2 separate regions of the Mus musculus genome follow, and region 2 is linked to region 1. Evidence: chromatin loops called from intact Hi-C (ENCODE). Cell type or tissue: left cerebral cortex. All regions are shown on one strand. Each heading gives the region's core, and the rest is flanking DNA. Links, peaks and the distances in the headings are about the cores only.

Region 1 (10,780 bases), core at 1,755-9,754:
AAACTATAATATATGGTTAAACCATGAGTCTTTGTCACCTTAAAGGTGATTCCTGTAAGGACTCAGCAAGAAAGGAGACAGAGATCATGGCATGGCCATGGTTGCATGGCTGGGAAATGTCAGCCAATCCTCTGAGGAGCTGCAGAGTGAAGGGGGACGCGGCTGGGAACTGGAGGAGCCACTGCCCTCATTAGAACGTGGAGAAGAGCTTGGTCTAACTCTGTTCCTATCCCAATATTTTTAGAACTTGCAAGTGAAGAATTAGATATTCAGCTGAAGGCATAACTGAGCACTGTGTGGCAGGCATGGACTGATGCTTTTGAAAGCTTAGAGCAGACTGGAGAAAGAAAAAAAAAAGGATTCCAAAGTAGAATTTTTAATCAAAAGAAGAGAAGTGTAAAAATGTACAAAATTCTCCACCTACTCATTAAAGAAATGGGAAAAGTTGCTCAGGGAGAGCAAAAGTGTGGAGCCCGATGGTCTTGCTACAGTCAGGAACCATCCATTCCCAAGAAGGAAGAATGATCACAAAAGTATCGGCAAGATCACCCAACAGCCCCTCTGTCACAGGCCTGCAGTTTCCGGGGGCCTTAGAGACAAATTTATTTCAGGTGTTGGGGAGGGAAGGGAACAGGGGTGCTGTCGCTTGCTCAATCCCATATCACACAGCTAGCTTCCCACTCCACCACTTCACTCCTCAGCGGCCTATGTAGTCTTCCCCAAGCCTCAGTGCTATAATGGCATAGCTGTATGTCTGCCTACACTGCAGAGGGTCCCTGTGAGCTTTTAAAGCTAGGCAGACCCACTGTGGGAACCAGTCCAGATTGTCCCAGATACTACAGTTCCCCACAGAACTGGACGGGGCTGTGTGTCTTGCTCCTTACACAATACCTGAATGTGGACAGCGTGGTCCTCAGGCATGGATAGACCTGCTGAAGGCACACCCTCCCCCACTGGGGGCCATGCAGCAAGATCACGGACAGAATTCTTGGAAACATCCCGGACACCTTCCCTTGCCTCAGACTTCAACAATCCTACAATAATCACAACAGGATACTGGTATACCAAGCCTGCTGCCCAGTTTCGTGCTTCACCGGGAAGAGATCCAAGGCTGAGTAAAACAAAGTAAGCTCGGTGTTACACCCTTTAGGAATTTCAGGTCCATTTTATCTGCCAATTAAAAAGTTTAAAGATGGGGGGTCGGGCAGGGCTCGTGGATCCCAGACACAGTAGACAGCAACAGGCACAGGGAAAGTACCTACCAAGCAGCCAGGGGATTCCAAAACTGAAACCCAGTCCTCTGAGAGGTCTTGGGTTTTTTTTTTTTTTTAAGTGGTTTTGGTGGTACAGAGTGGAGGCATATTCTACAACACTGCCACTTCTCGTTTTCTTTCTGCCTCCTTCTCCGTAGTGTTCTCGGAGCTGAGTGGAGTGCTCAGCACTTACTTGCTACCAGCACTTCAACCCGTTAGGACTGTGCTGCTCTGGGGAATGGAGGTTTTGATCAACAGCCCCTGGGCTGAGGGGAAACCCTTCCTCCATTTCCTACCTCTAGCCAGAGCTTGACTGAGATCCTGTGTATGGCAGGCCAGACTCCTGCAACACCCCCCAACTTCTTACACAAAGTTTCCCTTTGTTATTGTTATCATGAGTTTTGAGTGCTTTTAAGGGCCTTATGGGGCTAAAAGAGTGGATCAGCAGTCAAAGAGCTCTGGACGCTCTTCCAGAGGACCTGACTCTGATTCCCGGCACCCACATGACGGCTCACAACCCTCCTGTTCCAGGAGATCCAACGCTTTCCTCTGACCGGTGTTGGATACAGCATGTATGTGGTGCACAAGCCATACATGCAGGCAAAACACCCATACACATAAAGATAAAAATGGAACATTTTTAGCTGTAGCCCAGTGGCTGAGCACTTGCCTAGCGTGTTCTAGTATCTGACTATAGACACAACACCTCAGAAGAGAGGAGAAGACTGGGGTGGGGAGAAGGGAGCTACTTCTCTTGACAGCTTTTTGCCCAAAATAACAGCCTCAAGATTCCCTCTTACTGGCCCTTGGTCCTGTGAAGGCTCTATGCCCCAGTATAGGGGAATGCTAGGACCAGGAATGGGAGTGGGTGGGCTGGGGAGCAGGGGGGAGGGGATAGGGGATTTTCTGAGGGGAAACTAGGAAAGGGGATAACATTTGAAATGTAAACAAAGAAAATATCTAATTAAAAAAAAGATTCCCTCTTACTTTCTAATTCAAATGACATTTTAAAAATGCTGCAGGCAAGATAATACCCATAGTTCCCTTGGTTCCTCTGCCCTCTACTGGTGAGGTCTCACCCTTGAAAACTTTCCCTTCCCACCAAAGTCTGAGTGTGCACACAGGACACTCCCACAGGAACGGGCGTGTGCATTCTGGTCTCCCCCAGCAGGAGGGGAATCCTGTTGGTCTGCATGGGATAGAGTGGTGACTTCACAGACAAATCCCTGTTCTAAAAATGTGATGAGGCCAAGAAAGAGAGAAAGCCAACAAAGCGGCTGGAGGTGCCCTTGCTGGCTGAGCACGGCCTGCAGGGAGGGGCCCACGGGTTCCAATCACACCCGGTAGAGCCCATGTTGCAAGTGATGGGGCCCTATCCCTGCTGCCTTAGTTAGGGTTACTTTCCCTGTGAGAAAGCACCATGACGAAAAGCAGCTTGGGGAAGGGAAAGTGAAGGGACTGAGGTAGCAGAATAAGCTCCATTTTGTTGAAGACTCCATTCTAAGTTAATTTGCCCTTAGAGAGGCATGGCCACTACCCTGTGAGGTCTGAGAAAAAGCATGAAATGTCCCTGGCAGTTGCAAAATAGACACAGCAGCTGCAGCGAGCTGATAACAAGAGAGTGGACTAAGAAAACATAAATCAGCTGGGCAGTGATGGCATATGCCTTTAATCCCAGCACTTGGGAAGCAGACGGATTTCTGAGTTCGAGGCCAGCCTGGTCTACAGAGTGAGTTACAGGACAGCCAGGGCTACACAGAGAAACCCTGTCTTGAAAAAAAAAAACAAAACAAAACAACAAACAAACAAGAAAGAAAGGAAGGAAGGAAGGAAGGAAGGAAGGAAGGAAGGAAGGAAGCATAAGTCTTTCCTAGGTCAAGATGCTCCTTTTGGAAGTGTGGTCGCTCCTTGTGGTATAACCAGGGTGCTGTAAAACAATTAGCTTCAAGACCAACATTCCTTTACCCTCTCATATAACGACAAGGCTTAGAAACCCCTGCCTGCAGCTTTTCCCTGTATAAACCCCCTTCACCTACACCTCGGGGCCCATTCTCCTATCCCGTTACATCAGGAAGGTGTGTGGCCCAAGTTCAAGCTTGAATAAAGACTTACATGTGCTTGCATGGGAGTTATGGTTCCAGGTGGTCTCTGGGGTTTTCCTAGTCTGGGTACCACAAAAGACACACTTCACTTCAGCTTCCCCATCATTGTCTGCCATTAATGGAAGTCTGGGCAGAAATTGAACCAGTAATTTGTTTCTCTTCCTGTTGCGGTTATGCAAAATAAATCTTTCACTTCTCATTATTACTTGTCGTTTTAGTGGTGTGGGAGTCAAGGCCTAGGCTCTGTCTCTAACGGCACCTACCACAGAGGGAGCATAGGAAGAAATCAGTGAGAAGATAGATTCAGGAGGAAGCCAGAGATAGAGGGCTCAGGGGCACAAACCCCAGGGGCTCATTGCCTTCATTCAGTCTTCTACCTCCTACCATCTCCCATTGATTAAATCAGAACCCTCAGGATCTAACTGTTTACAAACGCCTCACCTTGAGTTTTACTAACCTGCCAGGTATTTCCTGACCTAATCTAGTTGACAACCATCAGGCACCCTAAAATCTGTTTGGGAGAAGAGTTTCCATGTGGGTATTCATTTGTGGATCTGAGGAACCATTTACTGGATAATTGTGCTATCCAGATAGTTGGAGCTGGACCTCTGGGATGACTCAGCAGATGAAGGCACTTGCCTAGCAAGCCTGAAGATGTCGATGCCATTCCAGTAACCCACCGAAAGGTGAAAGAACAGAGTTAAGCCCGCAGAGCTGTCCTCCTAGCCAATGTTGGGATAGACACCGAGCTTCGTACGTGATGAACCGTGACCACAGTGGAGGTGTGGGGGTTGGGGAGACAGTAGAAACAGCACAATAACTTGGCAGAGTTGGAGTTTTCCTGTTTCCTTCCACAGTGGCTTGCTATTCCCCACCCCTTCTGCACCCCCACATCCACTGAATATCCCATCAGCTGTGCCTTCTGCCCCACTGGGAGCAACTTCAAGAAGCTCTGACTGCAATATCCTGAGTTCCACCCTTCTTTCTCCTGTGGCCCTAGGCTGAGAGAAGGCAAGAGCCATGCAGTGTGACTCACAACCCTGGCATCTACTAATCATAGTCCTAGGGAATATTTTATCATCCGTCCCTACTATGTGGAGGGTTTGTTTCTCTGTGTTTCTTATATTTACCTTATACCCAATTGCCAAACATGTCTTCCTGGTTCCAAGAGTCTAGTAAACAGCTCTGGGGCCTTTCCTGGGCTTGGTTTAGTTTTGTTTTGCTTGGTTTTGTTCTTGTTGTTTACCCACTCGCTACTTACTGCTCAGTCTAGCCTGGAACTTGCTGTATAGACCAGGCTGGCTTCAGACTCACAGAGATTCCCTTGCCTCTGCCTTCCAGAACTTAGAGATGTGTTGTAAGTATATGCCTTTGTTTTGTTTTGTTTTTGTTTTTTCAAGACAGGGTTTCTCTGTGTAGCCTTGGCTGTCCTTCTCATTTTGTAGACCAGGCTGGCCTCGAACTCAGAAATCCTCCTGCCTCTGCCTCCCAAGTGCTGGCATTAAAGTCGTGAGCCACCACTGCCCGGCAAGTATATGCCTTTTAAAGGTAAATTGTTTTCACTTGCGCAGAAGACACCATGACAAGTGGCCGGTGTTGGCAAAATAGTTATTGCCTTTATTACCAATAAAGGTTTAAAATGTATCCTTTATTGTGGTACATGGTTCAGTAACAAGCGAGCTGAACATGAATTAATTCGTGACATTTTTCTTAACTTCTACACACCCATTAGGCAAGAAGTCACATGCTTTATGCAATAAAATGTGAGAGGTAGTTCCCATTAAATAGTACTCCCATTAGAAGAATCAGTCCAGAGCCCACAGAGGTCATGTGGCAGAGTGACCTCCAGAGACTTCAAAGCCAAGGCTACTAGGAATGCTGTGACTTCAGCTATGCTCCCTGTGGGGTCACACACGTACTAAGGAAAGCCAGCCTGAGGACACAGGGCCTCCCTGCAGAGAAGACAGAATGCAGGCCTCCAGCTAAGGACCGTCACAGCCTGGCCTGCAGCAACTGGTCTGTGTGTGGCTCTCTCTGGGCATCAGCTTGAGTAGTGTCCAGAAAGTGGTAAACGGCCCCTTGCACTGTGTCTTCGAGGGCACCAAGCAAATCCTGAGGTAAAAGCTATTACCAGTAGCTTAACTGGGCTTTGAGAATCACAGCCTCAGACAGCTCCAGCTGGGACCCAATCTCTTGCTCTCCAAACAGCCTGGGAACTGCCATGTGGCTTCCCACTTTCTGGAAGAAGTAGAGACCAAGCCTTGGTCCAAAGCAACTAATGTACTAAAATCTGGCCTGTTGGCAGCCTTACAACAAGTGGAGAAATACAACCAGGTCAAAAAAGATCCAACACTTACCCAAGCTCAGCTACCAACACTGTGGCTGGCAGCAGCCCCGTGTGTTTCTCGACTTCAAGACCAGGTTAGTAGGAGCATTCTCCTACTGGGAAATTACTCACTCCCACGGGAGGCTGCTGAGGGCATGTAGGTATCCACATCTAACCTAGTTAATCCTGGTGGCTTTGCGGGATGCACAATTCGCCTTTTGGTCTCCCAGAAGCCAATGGCTAGTTTTTATGCTGGTGGGTTACTCAGTCGCTGCCATCCTGTCCTGCTGAAGGAGCTCAGCCTAGCTGGGTACCACGCAGCAGGCAGAGCACAAGGTCAGCTCTCCGGGATCCCAGCACCAGCGCCTGTCCCCAGGGGACTCCTCTTCCATACCAATATGAAGACATCTTACAGACTTTGAAGATTTGCCTGGAAAAAGGAACTCCACAACAGAAGATGAGGCCATCTGCTAGGCCAGCCAGGGGTCCTATGGACGGACAGCTGAGAGCCCTTTGAGATAAAATAGCTCGCTTAGAGGGGACAAAGCCAGCCAGTTCCCTTAGCAGAGTGAGTTCCCTAATATAGCTCTCCTGTCTCTGGGCTGTGATTTCCTTATGGCCAGGGAAGTAGGGCAGTAATGAACGCTGCTGCCACTAGAGGGCGCATAGGATCCTGGGTTGGGGAAGCAGGGAGGAGGAGGGCTCAGAGGGCTCAGGAAGGCAAGTGGGGTACAAAAGGGAGCTGGGAGAAGGAGGTCTGTAGAAGAGCCTCTAGAAGTGGGGTGGGGGGAAAGCAGCCAGAAGGAAGAAGACAGGAGGAGGCATATGAGATAAAGCTCCCTGGGAGCTGAGCCAAGAATCCCAAGGATGCAGAGGTCATCCGAGGGCAGAGGACAGATAAAAACCAGACACCACCTAATGGGATGGGGGGAGGTACTCCCACCATAGCTGGAGAATCCAGAGACCCTATCTCCCATGAGTTCTGATATCATGAAGACTTTATTGAGGAGACTGGGCTCTACTAGGAGGCCAGAGGCCACACAATCTGTACAAAGGGCGTGGAGACTCTTGGCAGAGTTCTGGCCCCTTTCTTCTCTGCGTCTTTAGGAAACCAGAAAAGGAGCCAAACTGCTGTGAAATCCCCATAGCCCTCAAGAATAGTTTCTACTTTAGTTAAGAATAAGTTTCGGGGAGGTTCCAAGGCTTTGCTTGTGCAGATCAGGCTAAAGGCCGAGTTCAGAGGAGGCCGACGAGAACCTGAGTCCCTGGCCTGCAGTCTTTTGACTTTGGCGTCCTCTCTGGAAAAAAAAAAAAGATTTCTGAGCAGGAAGTCAAGTGTGGCCACTTTTCTGAGGTGCTGGAGGAACCTTAGTCTGTGTGTGAGCAACAAGTGTGGCCATCAGCGCCTGAGCGCTTCAAGGCTGAGGCTACCGTCAAAAACAATACATTAAAACCATTCACCTACCCATTTCCAGAGACAAGGTTCCTTCATGCAGGACCCAATGTGTATAAGTTCAAAATCAGATATGGCAACAGTATCAGAAATATAAGATCTTGCAAGTTTTACAGAGAAGACTTTGGGGGGAGGGGGCGAGCAACCTTGTACCAATTCTCAAACACACTGTGTAAGAGGAGAAGAAATAGAGGATAAGGGAGTTATCATCCAGGAGCTGGAGGGTTCTATCCGTGCAGTCTTGGCAAACATGGACAGCCTGCAGCCCTTTGTTACAGAACACTTCATTGTATTTCCCTATAAAAGCAAGTGGGAGAGGGTTTCCCACCTGAAGTCTAAACATGAAGAAATCATCCTGACCCCCTGACCCGTTTGTTTTTACTTTGTATATAGAGATGAAATGGTTTGCTGAAGACCTGCCTTCAGGAAACCAGCAGATGATATTCCTCTTGAGCTGGTCCTAGCTGGGAAGGAAGCAGAAGAAGCCACAATGATGAAGTGGAAACGGAAACTCGTGGAGGAGCCCAGCTCCCCTAGCAGGCCAGGGTCACACGGGGCCAAGATGGAGACTTCTAGTGAAGCTTCCAGCAATAAGAAGCCTCTGAAGGAGAGCAAGAGGAGCAGGGACGAAGAAGCCCAGCAGGAATACCAGGATCCCCCAGCTTCTAATGCCATTGCTGTCAAGGAACAGGGTGCTATGTTGGGGCATGGCCTACAAGGCTTGGTTGTCCCTCCACTGCAACACAGCAGTCCACCACCCCTGAAAGAGCCAGGAGCCAGAGGCTTCTTGAGGTTTCTAAATGCTCTCTTCCCGTTCCAGTACTTCTTCAAGAAGAGCAGTCAGTGAGCCTTCCAGGACCACAGCACGGGGCAGGGGTCAGCATAGAAAAGATGTCCTCTTGCAGTAACTCCCCCTGAGCTACCACACCTTTTTTGCTTTTGTTTTATTTTTTTTTTCTTGCATTTATTTTGAGACAAGTGTTATTGTATACAGCCCAGGCTGGCTTCAGTCTGTGCCTCGGCTCCCAGTGCACTCTCACGTGCCATCCTTTTCTCCTGACCCCGGTCAAGGTCATGGGGACAAGGGTACCAGACCGAGTCCTCCCATGAGTTTATCCTGTTGTTTGCCTTTGGTGTTTCCTATGCAAACCAGTAAGAACAAGGCTAGAGAGATGGTAATTGAGTGCACACTGATATTGCAGAGGGCCTGAGTTTGGTTCTCAGTACTCATGGCAAGCAACCTGTACCTCAGCTCTATCAGGATGGCCTGGCGCTTTCTGGCCTCTGCAGAAACTTACGCGCCCCCCCCCACGCCCTGTACCCTCATAATCGGAAGAGCAAAACAAAACAATACTAAGAAGGGCCAGAAAGGCATCTTGATGATAAAGCATCCGCAGCCAGACCTGACAACCTGAGTTCAGCCTCCATGTATGTACCATGGCATGTGCCCCACACAGAATAAAATGTACTTTTATTAAAAACTTCAAAATAAATAAGTAAATGAAACACTAAAAAAAAAAAAAAAAAAAAAAAAAAAGAAGAAGAAGAAGAAGTTTCTGTTTCCTAAACCTAAGCCCTACAAAACATGTTTTTCCACCTGCACTAAACTCATGACCCCATGACGTATGTGCCCTCTCTCTTGCAAACTATGTCTTCCGGATACTTTGATCTATAGCCATGACCACCCCATAAAGTATGGGTCCCTTCCCACATGGCAAATGTTCCTTCTTCTATCTTACCTGTCGAGGTATTTTTTTTCCCTAACTACCAATTATCTTACCCCTGTAAAGATACTTACAGATTTTTTTTTTAATTAACCTTCTGGCTCTTCCCATAAAAGAGACATCATAAAGCCAGTGTGGAGCTGTTCCTAAAAGCCGGACTTAGGGTAAGACAGCTGAGGTCAGTCCTGGGGGAGGGGGCGCCTCTAAAATAAGCATGCTTCAGTGGGACGATCATGGATTGGCTCCTTCTCCTCACAGACTTGGGCTAAACATTGCACGAATAAAAAAAGGCTTGCTTTAATTAATAGGGCCATGATGATTTGAGTCGATAGTTTTCGCCTCTCATCTTTGGTATCGACAATCTTTACATCTGTTGGGTGGAGGGGCCGCAGACTTGACCATAGAGAGACATGAAGTGTGAGGTCTGCTGCCTGCCCCAGCACACACACACTGGTGCGTGTGCGCATGCGCATACGCGTGCATGTGCGCGCGCGTGCCTCAGTTCCCCCATCTCAGTACGTTCTGGTGACTGACTCTCTCATGCTGAGGAGAAGCTTCTGCTGCTGCAGTGGTGGTGCAGAGGTACAGGACTCAGTGCAGAGCAGGAGGTGCTGTCTACAATGTCCTCAGAATGAAGCTTCTGCGCCTTCTGCTTCATTGGCCTACAAGATCACTCCCTCCCTGGCTCTTGTTCAAGTTCTTGCGTAAGGTTCCCCGAAGCAGATGCCTCATCCGCACTTCAAGTTCCCTTACTCGCAGCCAACCACAGTCCCAACGTATCAAATAGAACATTCCAGGGACAATTCGAGGGATTCTGGCTAAACCACCCTAGCTACATTCTCAGTGAAGGTAGGCCAGAGAACTCAGGCCAGATGGGAGTGGGGATTTTGGAGGGCTAGGATATGGCCCCGTAAGATACGGAGACTAGTCAGGGTGATCAGGTGGGGAGGGTTGAGGGAAGCAGGCCTTGACATACTGACTCAGCAGGGAATCTAAGGGTATCTTAAAGGAAGTTAGTACCCTGGTGGACCCAGGAGAACATTCTGGAAGTAAGGCTACTGGAATTTCACCATGACCACACACCTGCATTCCTCTTAGTAAAGAATAGCAACTTCCTGGATGCTCATTCAAGGTTGGCTCAGCCCCGGGCAGAGGGAACAGCTGAAGAGGGAGGCACAAGTGGGCAGAGGGCCCCAGCCAGCACCTTGCCCTCTGCTTTGGAGGCATTGAGAATCTGTCTCCAAGCTAGCACCATGGACAGGAGGCCAAGCCCTACCTCACACAGTCCCAATCATTCCCAAAACAGCCGGTGAGGAGATGGCACAGGTAGGACAGGAAAGAGGGCTGGGATCTCTGAGACTTGACTTAGGAAATAATTGGGAAGCAACAGAACCTTCTTCCTATGACTATGACATTGTGTTATGAGGTTCTTTCTCACCACAACATTCCACCCCAACCCCACCCCCATTGCCATGGTTTGGTTTGGTTTTTTGTTGTTTTTTGTTTGGTTTGGTTTGGTTTTTCAAGACTGGATTTCTCTGTACAGCTCTGGTTGTCCTGGAACTCACTCTGTAGACCAGGCTGGCCTCGAACTCAGAAATCCGCCTGCTTCTGCCTCCCAAGTGTTGGGAGAAAAGGGATGCGCGCCGCCACTGCCCGGCCACTGCCACAATTTGCTGGTAGGCAGACAGATGGAGAAGGGGATATGACTAGGGAATCAAGGTAGTGACCTTCCAAGATGACAGGCTTCTCCCTCATCCTCTGGACCTGAGCTGACAAAAGCCAAACAGCTTAAAGCACAGATCTTGCAGGCTTTTGTCTCTCAAGGCAGACCCCTTGCTGAAGGACTGACAAGTCCCAGGCCAGATCCGGAAGTTACAGAGCAGTTGTGGGTCAGTCAAGCATCCTTCCTTGAAACCAAC
Region 2 (10,780 bases), core at 821-8,820, 72 kb after region 1:
CCTCCCCACTGACTAATGGATCTTGGTAGCTTCTGATAAAATCTCTCTCTCTCTCTCTCTCTCTCTCTCTCTCTCTCTCTCATTAGATATTTTCTTTATTTACATTTCAAATGCTATCCCGAAAGTTCCATGTACCTCCCCCCTGCCCTACTCCCCTACCCACTGACTCCCAACTCCTGGCCCTGGTGTTCCTCTGTACTGGGGCATATAAAGTTTGCAAGACCAAAGGGCCTCTCTTCCCAATGATGGCCGACCAGGCCATCTTCTGCTATATATGCAGCTAGAGACACGAACTCTGGGGGTACTGGTTAGTTTATATTGTTGTTTAACCTATAGGGTTGCAGATCCCTTCAACTCCTTGGGTATTTTCTCTAGCTCCTCCATTGGGGGCCCTGTGTTCCATCCAATAGCTGACTGTGAGCATCCACTTCTGTATTTGATAAAATCTCTTGCTTCAAACTCTTTACTTTTTCAAAGCTCCCTGTGCCTGAGATGCCAGGATGTAGTTTCACCCTTTAAAAACTCCATTTTCTAGACACTCAGTGCCACAGCTAGATACCCGACACTTGGGTGTTGTCCCAGATGTCTGGAATAAAGACTTTCAATTGGCTTAACACTCAGTGTGAATGTGTGAGTGGCCATCTCTGGTGAGCTTCCAATAATTTCTGTTACAGTGGCCTTGAAGACTATGAAAATTTTGAACCTGTTCACACAAAAATTCAGCTCTCACCTCAAAGGGGATAAAAGAGAGTTCATCCTGAAGCCAAATATAAATGAGGGTGATCCGGAGGAAAGCCTTCGGTTAAATCTGATAAGTTATTTCTCTGCCAGTGAAATAGGCCCATTCAAGCCAGATTTTGAAATATGTACATGCATGTTTATTGGAAAGGTTCTCTCAGGCAGGTTCACTGGCCCCAAGGACCAAGGCAAGAGAAGTTTCTGAGGGGAAGGAGAGAGAGAGAGAGAGAGAGAGAGAGAGAGAGAGCAAGAAAATTCAAAATAAGTGGAGAGCAAGACGAGAGAAAAAGAGAGAGAAAGAGAGAGAGAAAGAGAGAGGAGAGAGATAAAGGGGGGCTGAAGGAGAGGCCAAAATGTAGGGATTATATATATATATATATGTATATATATATATACATATATATATATATAGGGAAGAGCCTCTGGGGAAGGGCAGCCTAGCCTCTAGACTGGAAAGTTCTGGGTTGGGGGACAGGGTATGCCAGGTAAGGAGTGAGGGATGCTAGGAGAACCTAGAGGCCAGATCTGCTTTGTCATGTAAAATATGCACCTCAGTCCATAGTACCCAGTGTCTAAAACCAAACAACCCCAAGTTCCAGGTATCAATAAGATGAAGTTTTTATAGTAACAACAAAGGAAGTCCTCAATTGAGGTACTTTTCAAGCACACTAGTGAAAACGTCAGGTAAAGGGGTTACAGCGAATTCAGGACACCTCTGCTATAGGCTCCAGGTGGCATCTGATGACTCACGGGCTTCTGGTAGGAGGAAGCTAGGGTGTTAAAATGCAGTCCTAAAGATTCTGTTAGTCACAGGATGTTACATCAGAAGAGAAGTAGCCAAGGAATGGCCATTAAGGGTGGTAAATAAATCCTAAAATAAATTACAATAACCCTGAACCTGCAACATTGTAACCACTGCACAGTCTCAGCCGTTCTGTTCTATTACCAGCTTTGGAGATGATTCAGTGCAAGGTGAGGCTCCTTTGCTGCAACTTTCCTTTGAAGTCCCCACCTCCATTTCCTGGTAAACATCTGGATTGCCATTACTTAAGGCCATTACTAATGCGCTAGGCTACCTGGGCACAGGGATTATGGCCATGCGTCCTCCTGTTTGAACAGTAAGTGCTCTTCCTCAGGAGCCACTTCCCCAGCCCAGGCTGGGCTCACACTCATGTTCTTCCTGCTCGCCTGTCCCCAGCGCTGGGACTGCAGGTCAGCACAACCACAGCCGCTTAAGGCTTTTTTCCTAAGTCCGGGGTCTCTGTTATTGCTTGGATTCTGGTGTAAGACACCATCACCACATCTAAGTCCTTGGTGTTTTCCTGCTTTGTAACAACTGTAGTTTTGTAACTGAATACGGTGGGTTTGCACCATAGAAACTGCTTATGTATGCCAGGAAAAGAGAAAATGAGAGTCCCAAAGATCATCTTTATAATCAAAGCTGGAGGATAAGGGAGAGACTTAGACTTTGGAAGCTGAGCTCTGTGTCAGGGCAGAAGGAGGCCCAGTCTCAATGCAGAGGGGAGCGCCCCTAGAGGCCGAATGTAGATGACAACCATCAAGGTTATGATCTGGATGACTGAAGACAGGTGATTTGGGCTGGTTGTATGTGGTTTCCTTAGAAGGGCATTATCTGAAACAAACAAGTACAAAGACTGAAAATTAAGCATCTCCTCCCGCTCTTTGTGTGCATGTGTTTCCATAGACTTTAGAATAGGTAGGGGAAATAATGATAAGGATGAGGTATGAATAAAACTACGATGAGCCTAATTTTAGTACCAGTGCTGGGCTAAGACTTCTAAAGTCTGACCCAGATCACTCTATTTTATCCATATTTAATTAAGCACAGCACACATTTGGAAGAAGTATTCAGCTAATGATCAACTCAGCCCTGTGAGTACAACAAAGCTTAAGACATGTTTACATTGAATATCTTTACTTCAACTTAGATCTTAGCTTCATCCATAAGATGGTTTCTTGTTGATTTAGAAACAATGCTCAAGATAAAGATCTAGGAAGAGAGTGGATTGAGGTGTAAGGGTTGGCCTGGCCCAAAGATTAGATACTCACTTAGGCTGTTGGAAAATACAAATGATATCTCACACAAGGATGAATTTTATAAGCTAGAGGCAATGATTAAGGTTTAATGGCCTGGGAAAAGTAAAACATAAATACTTGAAGATGCAGGCCAAGCCTGGCTCATCAGACAGAAAAAGATCACCAGGTTGTGATCTACATGAACTATATGGAGTCCTGGCATTCCAGGAGAGGTAAGCCAAAAGCCCCTCACAGGAAATGGTTTCCACCTCTGGACTAAAAGAATCTGACAGGGCAGCCCCTACCCACCATTGATTGCTCATCTCCTGGGCTTCCCCACCACAAGCAAGTGCTCCTTGGAAGTGCACTGTGCTGATGTGGCTTGATGATGCTTCTTCACACGCATGAGGCCCTGGATTCCTATCCACCAATGGGGGTGTGAAGGGAGATGGTTACATAAAGAAGGCACAGTGCAACCATTGCTCACCAGGCAGAGAACAGAAGTCTAAACCAGCCACAACACAAACTGTGGGTTCAGCAAGAGCCTTTGCTTCTGCAGATGAAACAGTGCTCTTTATGTCCCTCTCTCTTTCCCCAGTATCAGCCCTTTCGGAAGCCCACCCAAACCAAGAGGTACACTGTTGGGCTGTGGGTGTAGGGGAAGAGGTGGGAGGGAGAGAGCCCATGTCCAGCCAGAGTTCCTGTGCTCTGGGCAGGTGGACGCGGGATGACTGCCTGAAGCTTTAGACTTGGCTCTGAAGTCACTGACCCCACACGGCGGGGGTTGGGGGGTGGACAGGGGCAGCCCCCATAATAGGAGCCTCATGGCAACACTCTTGGCCCCAGAGATACAGGAGGGAGGGCAGAGGGAGAGAGGTCCCATGCAGGCGAGAGTCTTAAGTCTGGTTTGTGGCTGGAGCACAGTAAGGTCTTCTGATGGGAGATTAGGCACTGCTCATTAGGAGAAAGCCTATACCATCGTCCAAGCACAGTGGGCCTTGATGAACAGAAGACAGTCTATGGTTTTAGAGCTTGATTGTAGAAAGGCAGGGGGGAAAGAGAGAGAGAGGAGAGGTAGAAAGAGAGGGGGAAAAGGAGAGAGAGAAGAAAGGCTAGAGTAAGAGGGAGAGTAAGGAAAGTAAAAGCTTAAGAGACAAGGAGGGGCCAAGCAGCCCCTTTTATAGTGGGCTGTTATCTTGTTGTTGCTAGGTAACTGGGGAGGAGTCTAGCCTGAAGGCAAGCAGCTTGGGACATTATGTGGGGTTCTACTTCTCAACTCAACTGGAGACCAGACCGTCTGTGCATAGTCCATTGACCCACAGTCCACCACTCTGAGCTGGCTAACATGGGAGAGGTAATGTGGGTGGCTGAAAGGGCAGAGATGTGAACTGGCAGGCAGGACTTGGCAGACTCAGTGTAGCAAAAGAAAAATGGAGAACTTGGCTGGGAGAACAAAGGGTTTATTGGACTCAACAGGGGGACATTCAGGATACATGTGGGAACATTGCAGGACCCCAGATACTTATGTGTGGATGGTGATAGCATAATACCTTGGAATTCTGCCTCTTCACTGTGCTGGCTGTGTGCCTCCAGGGTCATGAGCAGCAATCCACAACAAAATGACATTCTAGGAAGTACAGACTTGAAAGCCCTAGAGAGGATTAGAGCACCTACCTACCCAGCAGGGGCTATAAAGGCAAAACATGGTATTTCACACACTACTCCCACCTTGGAGCTTCTATAACTCATAATTCATCACTAGAGGGCTCCAGGAAGAATTGTTGCACATGAGGATAAAAGGACAAGGGTGGAGGTCATTGGGAGGACCATCAGAGCAAGGTCTGCAGGAGGACTGAGCTCAGGCTGAACAGAAGCACCCCTGCCATGGTCCAGGTGCTGCCTCCATTGGGAACTGCTACATTGCAGAGGTCTTCCTGGCAACAGGAAGTCTTCACGTTGACCTTAGTACCCAGGATCTCCATACTTTCAATATTAGGAGGGCAGATGGGTAAGCAAAGATTGTTCTTTACTTTCCTTGTTTGAGAATCTGCAAGAAATCAGGGAGTGACTCACTTCTTATGCAGGGACAACAGAGCTTCCCAAACTCTGGCCCACCCAGCATAGTTGGCAAATCCTAGGTCCTGGTGAAAGATCTTGTCTCAGTAAACGAGTTGGAGACATGACTCAGCAGTTAACAGTACTTGTTGCTCTTACAGAAGCCCAGGGTTTGGTTCTGAGACACACAACCATTCCTAATTCCAGTTTCTGGAGATCCAAGGCTCATTTGCATAAAACAGCAAGCAATGCCTGAGGATCAGTAGTTAAGGATGTCCTCTGACCTTTGTATACATTACATCACATATGTTCATACATGTGTACCCACATTTATGGACACACACACATGCACACACCACAAAGACACAGCCCAGTGTAAGATCGCCCAGTGGCACAGCAGAAAGGGCAACCAGCATCTCAGACTCTTTCAGTTCTCCAGGCAATTATTTCCTAGGAGACAGGACACAGGCAGGATATGCTCAGGGAAGGGAAACTGGATAGCAGGGTGGGGCTGCTCCTGCCTTGTATATCTGAGGATATGCCTAGAAACCAAAGAAACTTTGGAGGATCTGATATGTACTAATATCTCTTTTTATCAACATTCCTAAGTCATTCCAGATTCCTTCATTATATGCAAAGACTCACTAGATGCTTCCAGCTCTCCTAGTCTGTCAGTGAGCCAGTGAGACCATAGACCTAAAGTATAGGCAGGATCATCACGTGACTACACTGGCAACAAAATGGGATGATAAACACTGTGAATGCCAATGGGCAGCCCTGCTTGATGATCACATCCCAGCACATCCCTGGACCCCAACAGCCCCCACTTTGCAAGAGTTCTCCTCCAACACAAGGAAAGCTCTACTTGGGGGGAGGGGAACCATGGTCCACAACAAGTGCCCAGACTCGACATTTTCTCCAAAGCCACCCTCAGCCATCTTTATATAGGCCACAAAGAACTTACCCACAATAACTGCTGCCTCCTGAGTAACACAGACTCCATCAGGGTAGGGGCAGGTAATTGATGGGCAAGAAGTCTCAAATGGGACTCCATAGCACTGGTAACACTCCAGTCCCTGAGCTGAGAGACAAGCCAATACATGAGGGCTAGTACATGCAATTCCTAGCCCAGACCCCTCCTCTCCAATGTCTTTACTTGCACACAGCTGCTGGCTGCTAGGTCAGAGCAAGGACATTACTGTTCAGTCAAGAGTGAACCAAGAACCACTGTTGTTTAAAGATGCCTGGTACTGCTGTCTCAGCTACACAGCCCCACAGGAGACATGTGCACCCCAAGAGATATTAAAGAGACAGCCACCATATTGGGAAGATATAGATACCAAATGTCCGCTGAAGCAGTGAGTGGGTGTGTAAGTAGATGCTGGGGCCACCAAATAGAGAGGGCTCTTCTGACCTGTCCTACCCTACACCTGCAGAGCTGGCCCCTGGGTATTGGAGCATGACAAAGCACAGAACTTCCCAGAGTCAGCTTAAAGCTGAGGCTCACCATGAGGCTTCCTGCAATACACATGTAACTACAAGTATAGGCGTATCTTAGAGCTCAGAATTTCTTAGAGTACAGAAGGCATAGCATTTGGGTCTCATGTGGCATGGGCTGGGACATAAGGAAAAGTCAAAGTCCAGGCAATAAGGATTCCAAATCCATTGACTTGGCATCTGGGGAGAAAAAGAAGGCTCTTCCAGTTTGTGTGCACACAGGCCAGTGTCCTGATTGGGAGGCCAGTGCAGAAGGGTAGAGTCTAAGGACAGGCTGCTCTGGTGGCCAGGTTCTGTGGCAGAGATACTGAGCTCCACGTGTCCTTTTGGTATGTGGTGATGGTTGCAAGGCAGGTTCTGACAGGTTTACAGACCCAGTAAAGCACCCCACCACAGAAGGCTTCACCCACCACAAGCCCATTCCCAATCCCATGACCCCAGCACATCTCGGGTACTGGGCACACAATGGAAGTGTAGGTGTACCCACAACCCTGAGGCCCTTTTCCATCTCCATTGTATCCTTCTGCCCCTCTCTCATTTTCTACCTCACCTCTTTCTGCACACAGTAGGGCCACAAGAAGAATCAGCAAACAGGACTTTGTAGTGTGAGAAGTGTCCATCCTCAGAGAAGGGCTGCACAGATAAAACCTTGGAAGTTGGAGCCAATTAATAGACCCCCAATCACATCCCTGGGCTCTCACAGAGCTCAGGCATCCGATCTTCCCTCCCTCCAACCCTCCACACAGCTTTCCCTGAGGAATACATGTCTGCCTACTTCTCTCACCCACCACCCACCCAGCTCTTCCTTCCTAATCCCACACTCCCAACCCCAGCCCTATCCTGAGGGCTCTTCCCTTTGTCACCTAGCAGCTCCCTCCTCACACCAGTCCTTACTTCCTCTCAGACAAGGTTGCAGGCACAGTGGCAAGTTCTGTCAGATGTGGACTGAAGTACTTTAATTTCCTTCAGCTCCTCCCAGCTGGCATCCTGAAGAGGGAGGGGTTTCAGTACTTAACCTTTTCCAGGCCATCATGTTTATTGGTTAAGAGGTAGCAAGATTTGTTTGTGACCTGATCAAGCCAGATTTATAGCAGTTGGGGAGGAACCATGGTGCAGGAGAACTGAGAGGGCCGAGGGCCAGAGGCCACAGTTGACTTGTGCTTGCCAATTAGAAAGCAAGGGAAGAAGTCAAGTTGCTCAGCCCTTTACTAGTTTTTGTTTTGTTTAGCTTCGTGTTTTTTGTTTGTTTATTTTGGGTTTTTTTTTGACTTTTTTTTTTTTTTTTGAGACAAAGTTTCTCTGTGTAGCTTTGGCTGTCCTAGGACTTGCTCAGTAGAACAGGCTGGCTCCAACACACAGCTATCAAAGGGGTGCACAACAGCCGCTGATACTTCTGCCTCCACTACCTGGCTTTTTTCTGTGTCTAAATAGAAGGTATGGTTTGCAGTGGCTCAGAGCCAATGGCCCTCCTTCCTATAAGCAGGAAAACAATTTACAAATACTTAAAGACTGGCTCTGGTGAGCAAGCCCCCAGTAGGCTCTTGCATCCACAAAGTGAGAGTCCTGAGGCAAGAACTAACTGGCAACTGGGATGGAAGTTACCAAGCAGTGTCTGATGTGTTTGGGGATGTATGGGGCTGTGTGTGCTGGACAGAGGTAGAGACCTGAGCTGGAAATCATCCTGAGATGATACCACAGCAAATGAACAGCTGTGCTCACAGGACAACTGAGTCCCAAAATGGACCACAGCATCAGTGAAGCTGAGCGCACCCCACTTAAGCAGGGAAGGCTGCTTACACTCCATGGCCTCTGCCCGAGCACCACTAAAAACCCCTTCCTTCTTACCCTATAATATATCATATAAGCAAACAGTTTGCCTCCAACACCGCATAACCCAGCACAGTGGTAAGAGGAAGAGAGCAAGCAAGAAATGTTGTCTCTCTAATTCTGTCACATGCTGTGCTCGGTATTGGCTCATGCATGAAGAAGTGTATGTGAAAGAAAGAGCAGGAGACAGCAAGCCTCTGCAAACAAAGAAAAAGCGGCAAGGAAAGATCCAAGTGATAAACCCTGCCAATGTCACCACCCAATGAGGTTATGAGGCTTTTTTTCCCCCAGAGGATGGGTGAGGTCACTTACAGGAATATGCATAAATTCTGAGCAGCTTAGTCACCACCAAATCTCACCCCATCATAAAAGCAGTACACGGAGTCCCTCTTTCAGTAAATCCTCTGTATCCTCTATATTCTAGTATCTTCTGAGACCACTTGTGCTTGGCGGAGAACAGGAGGGAGTCATGGCTGGAACCCCAGGTGACAGTCCTCCCTTCTGAGTATAGAGAGTTCTGCCCATTATCACAGACCTATTGCTGTTTTGCTCTTCTGACTCTATTTATTGCCAGGGCTCCTGGGCCAACATTATCCCTACTCCAGGATGACAACGGGGCCATCACCTTCTCTTTGGAGGGAAAGGCCATATAACCACAGTGCCGTGCACTGTTTCTCTAAAAGTCTTAAACTAGGAATTCTCATGAGTCCTCCAGTTTCCACCCAGCCCCATTGTTGGGGAGCTAGCTTCCCTTAGTGGTGGACTCCTGCCCATTCTACTGACAGACCACTCACATTAACTCTTCTGGGAGAGGGCTACAGTGTACTTGAGTAATCTTAGAGTTAGAGGTACCAGATGTTGCCAGGCTTGTGCTAGAGAAGCCAGGCCCTCTGCAGAGAAGTCTTCATGCAAGACAAAAACACACCCAGCCCTCTCTCCTGCCTTCCAGTTCACCTTGAAGCCTGACTATTCTCACACTCAATAGGTCAAACCTTAGCCAAGCCCATGCCCCTATTCAGAGAATGAATGACCTGTGTTAACTAGCCAGGGTCACATATTTTTTCCTCACTACCAAGAGTCATAAAGCACAGGTTTCATTTTAACTAAGTGTACTTCCTCCCAATGCCACTTGCCCCTCCCCCATGCGCTGTGGTCTTGGGATGCAGAGCAGCTGGGAGCAGGGTGTTGCAGGGATGGTAGGCATAAATGATTCAAAAGACTGTGTTGGAGGTTACCTCCTTTATTGAAATAAAGGGGCTAGATTATATAGCTTGAATCAGGGGCAGGGAGGAAAAGGGTAATTTAGAAAGGGCCACATTGGGTCAGGGGTCTTCCAAGTGTATCAGGTAGGTTATCAGACTGCCAGTCACATGATTTTTAAGCAGAGAGTTCTCTGGTGGGGAAACAGAAACCTAACTGGCTTTATCGTGACTTGGCTTTTGTCTCTGTGGAGTTGAGTAGGCCCAAGCCTGATTTGGGTCCTGAACATCCCCACTCCTGCAGTGCTCTAGGAGAGCTGTCCAGGGGTATAGGCAGTATTAGCATTTCTTCTAGGCTCTGCCCTGTAGTTATCTAGCAACATCCCGGGATGCCTGACTCACTGTAAAATGGGCTGCTTGGGCCCTCCTCACTGTCTTCTTTTGCTTTTTTCCTTTCTTCCTCCCTGTTCCTTTTCTCCCCATTCTCTTTTCCCTCTCTCTCCACATGGCCTCTACCCCCCCCCCCCCACTTTCTCTATCTCCACTAAGGACAACAAATCCCCTCCCCATGCCCTAAGTAAAAGCTATTCTATACTCTACACATCATATGTCTGTTACCTCAGGGGAAAGGAATGCCTCAGCATGGGCCTCAGTGGCACCCCCTTCCCCCTCATCATAGCTGCCTCCACCAAACACATTCCGGGCTTCTTTTCATTTTCTAAGCACAACAGTCAATGCTCTACTGTCCCTCATCTGTCTTGGGAACACACAAGAATGGGGCTGTGTCATACGTGTTAGCCTAGTCTCTAGGAATAGCTTGTCATTGTACCAGGAAGTTCATTGTACCAGGAAGTGTTTTTTTTTTGTGACTTATATGTATGTTGTTTTTTGAGAAACTGTATAATACATAGGGTGAGAAAGAGGGGGGCTCCGATGGCTTTCCATCAAGGACAAGAGCCAGGCAATGAGGGGGTTGGAGTACCAGAAAGCATGATTATCGAAGGCATATTGGGACCTCAAATTGTCACAGAGTTCGTGAAGGGCCTTAATATTTTGTTCAACTGTCGTACCAGGGAAATGTCAGTGATCCCCCAAGAAAACAGACAGAAGCAGATCTGATGCAACTCACAACAGAGTCTTTATTCTCTCCGAGCTAGCCCAGGCCACCCCCATCTCACCACTGTCATGCAGGATGGTTTTGGTGGTGGCAGAGCCCCAAATATCTATGGGGCAAGGCTATAAAGTAAGCAGGGAGTACATGTGCAAGCATTGAATTGGAAAGCTACTGTGGCCTTTAACATAACTGGCTGGTGCTGGGGATCATATCATAAACTCAGTTTCTGCTCCCCTCTGCATTGGTGGTCATTAGGTGGGGGGTGGGCTTGTAACCTGGGGGTGCAGGTCTGTTGGGGGAATAACTTGGAGAC

Evidence for each region. Peaks named below come from ENCODE experiments on the same cell type or tissue, not always from the same donor. Only the 100,000 strongest peaks of a DNase experiment are listed, where the experiment ranks them.
Region 2: a loop joins it to region 1, with 3 times the contacts of the local background. A loop is called at or near these places in 6 of 42 quality-filtered maps.

Annotation. Positions count from the first base shown.
Region 1 is chr15:74,917,319-74,928,098 of GRCm38, forward strand. Gm39556 (a long non-coding RNA gene) reads left to right here and starts at 9,166. Exons shown (of 5, transcript XR_003951655.1): 1 at 9,166-9,707. It also overlaps the pseudogene Gm6610. In left cerebral cortex, for the core only: CTCF peaks have their summits at 2,335 (motif pointing left) and 6,322 (motif pointing right); DNase peaks (open chromatin) are centred at 2,427, 4,051, 4,126, 5,649 and 2 more places; H3K4me3 peaks cover 665 bases; H3K27ac peaks cover 5,665 bases.
Region 2 is chr15:74,990,658-75,001,437 of GRCm38, forward strand. Ly6a (lymphocyte antigen 6 complex, locus A) reads right to left here and starts at 7,374. Exons shown (of 4, transcript NM_001271419.1): 1 at 7,222-7,374; 2 at 6,878-6,960; 3 at 5,795-5,911; 4 at 4,220-4,822. The coding sequence starts at 6,947. The coding sequence ends at 4,605. All of the region lies in intron 1 of Gm28068 (a long non-coding RNA gene), which reads left to right. It overlaps Gm41348 (a long non-coding RNA gene), which reads right to left and starts at 3,790. Exons shown (of 2, transcript XR_875429.2): 1 at 3,085-3,790; 2 at 1,341-2,371. In left cerebral cortex, for the core only: a CTCF peak has its summit at 2,275; DNase peaks (open chromatin) are centred at 1,459 and 2,279; H3K4me3 peaks cover 711 bases.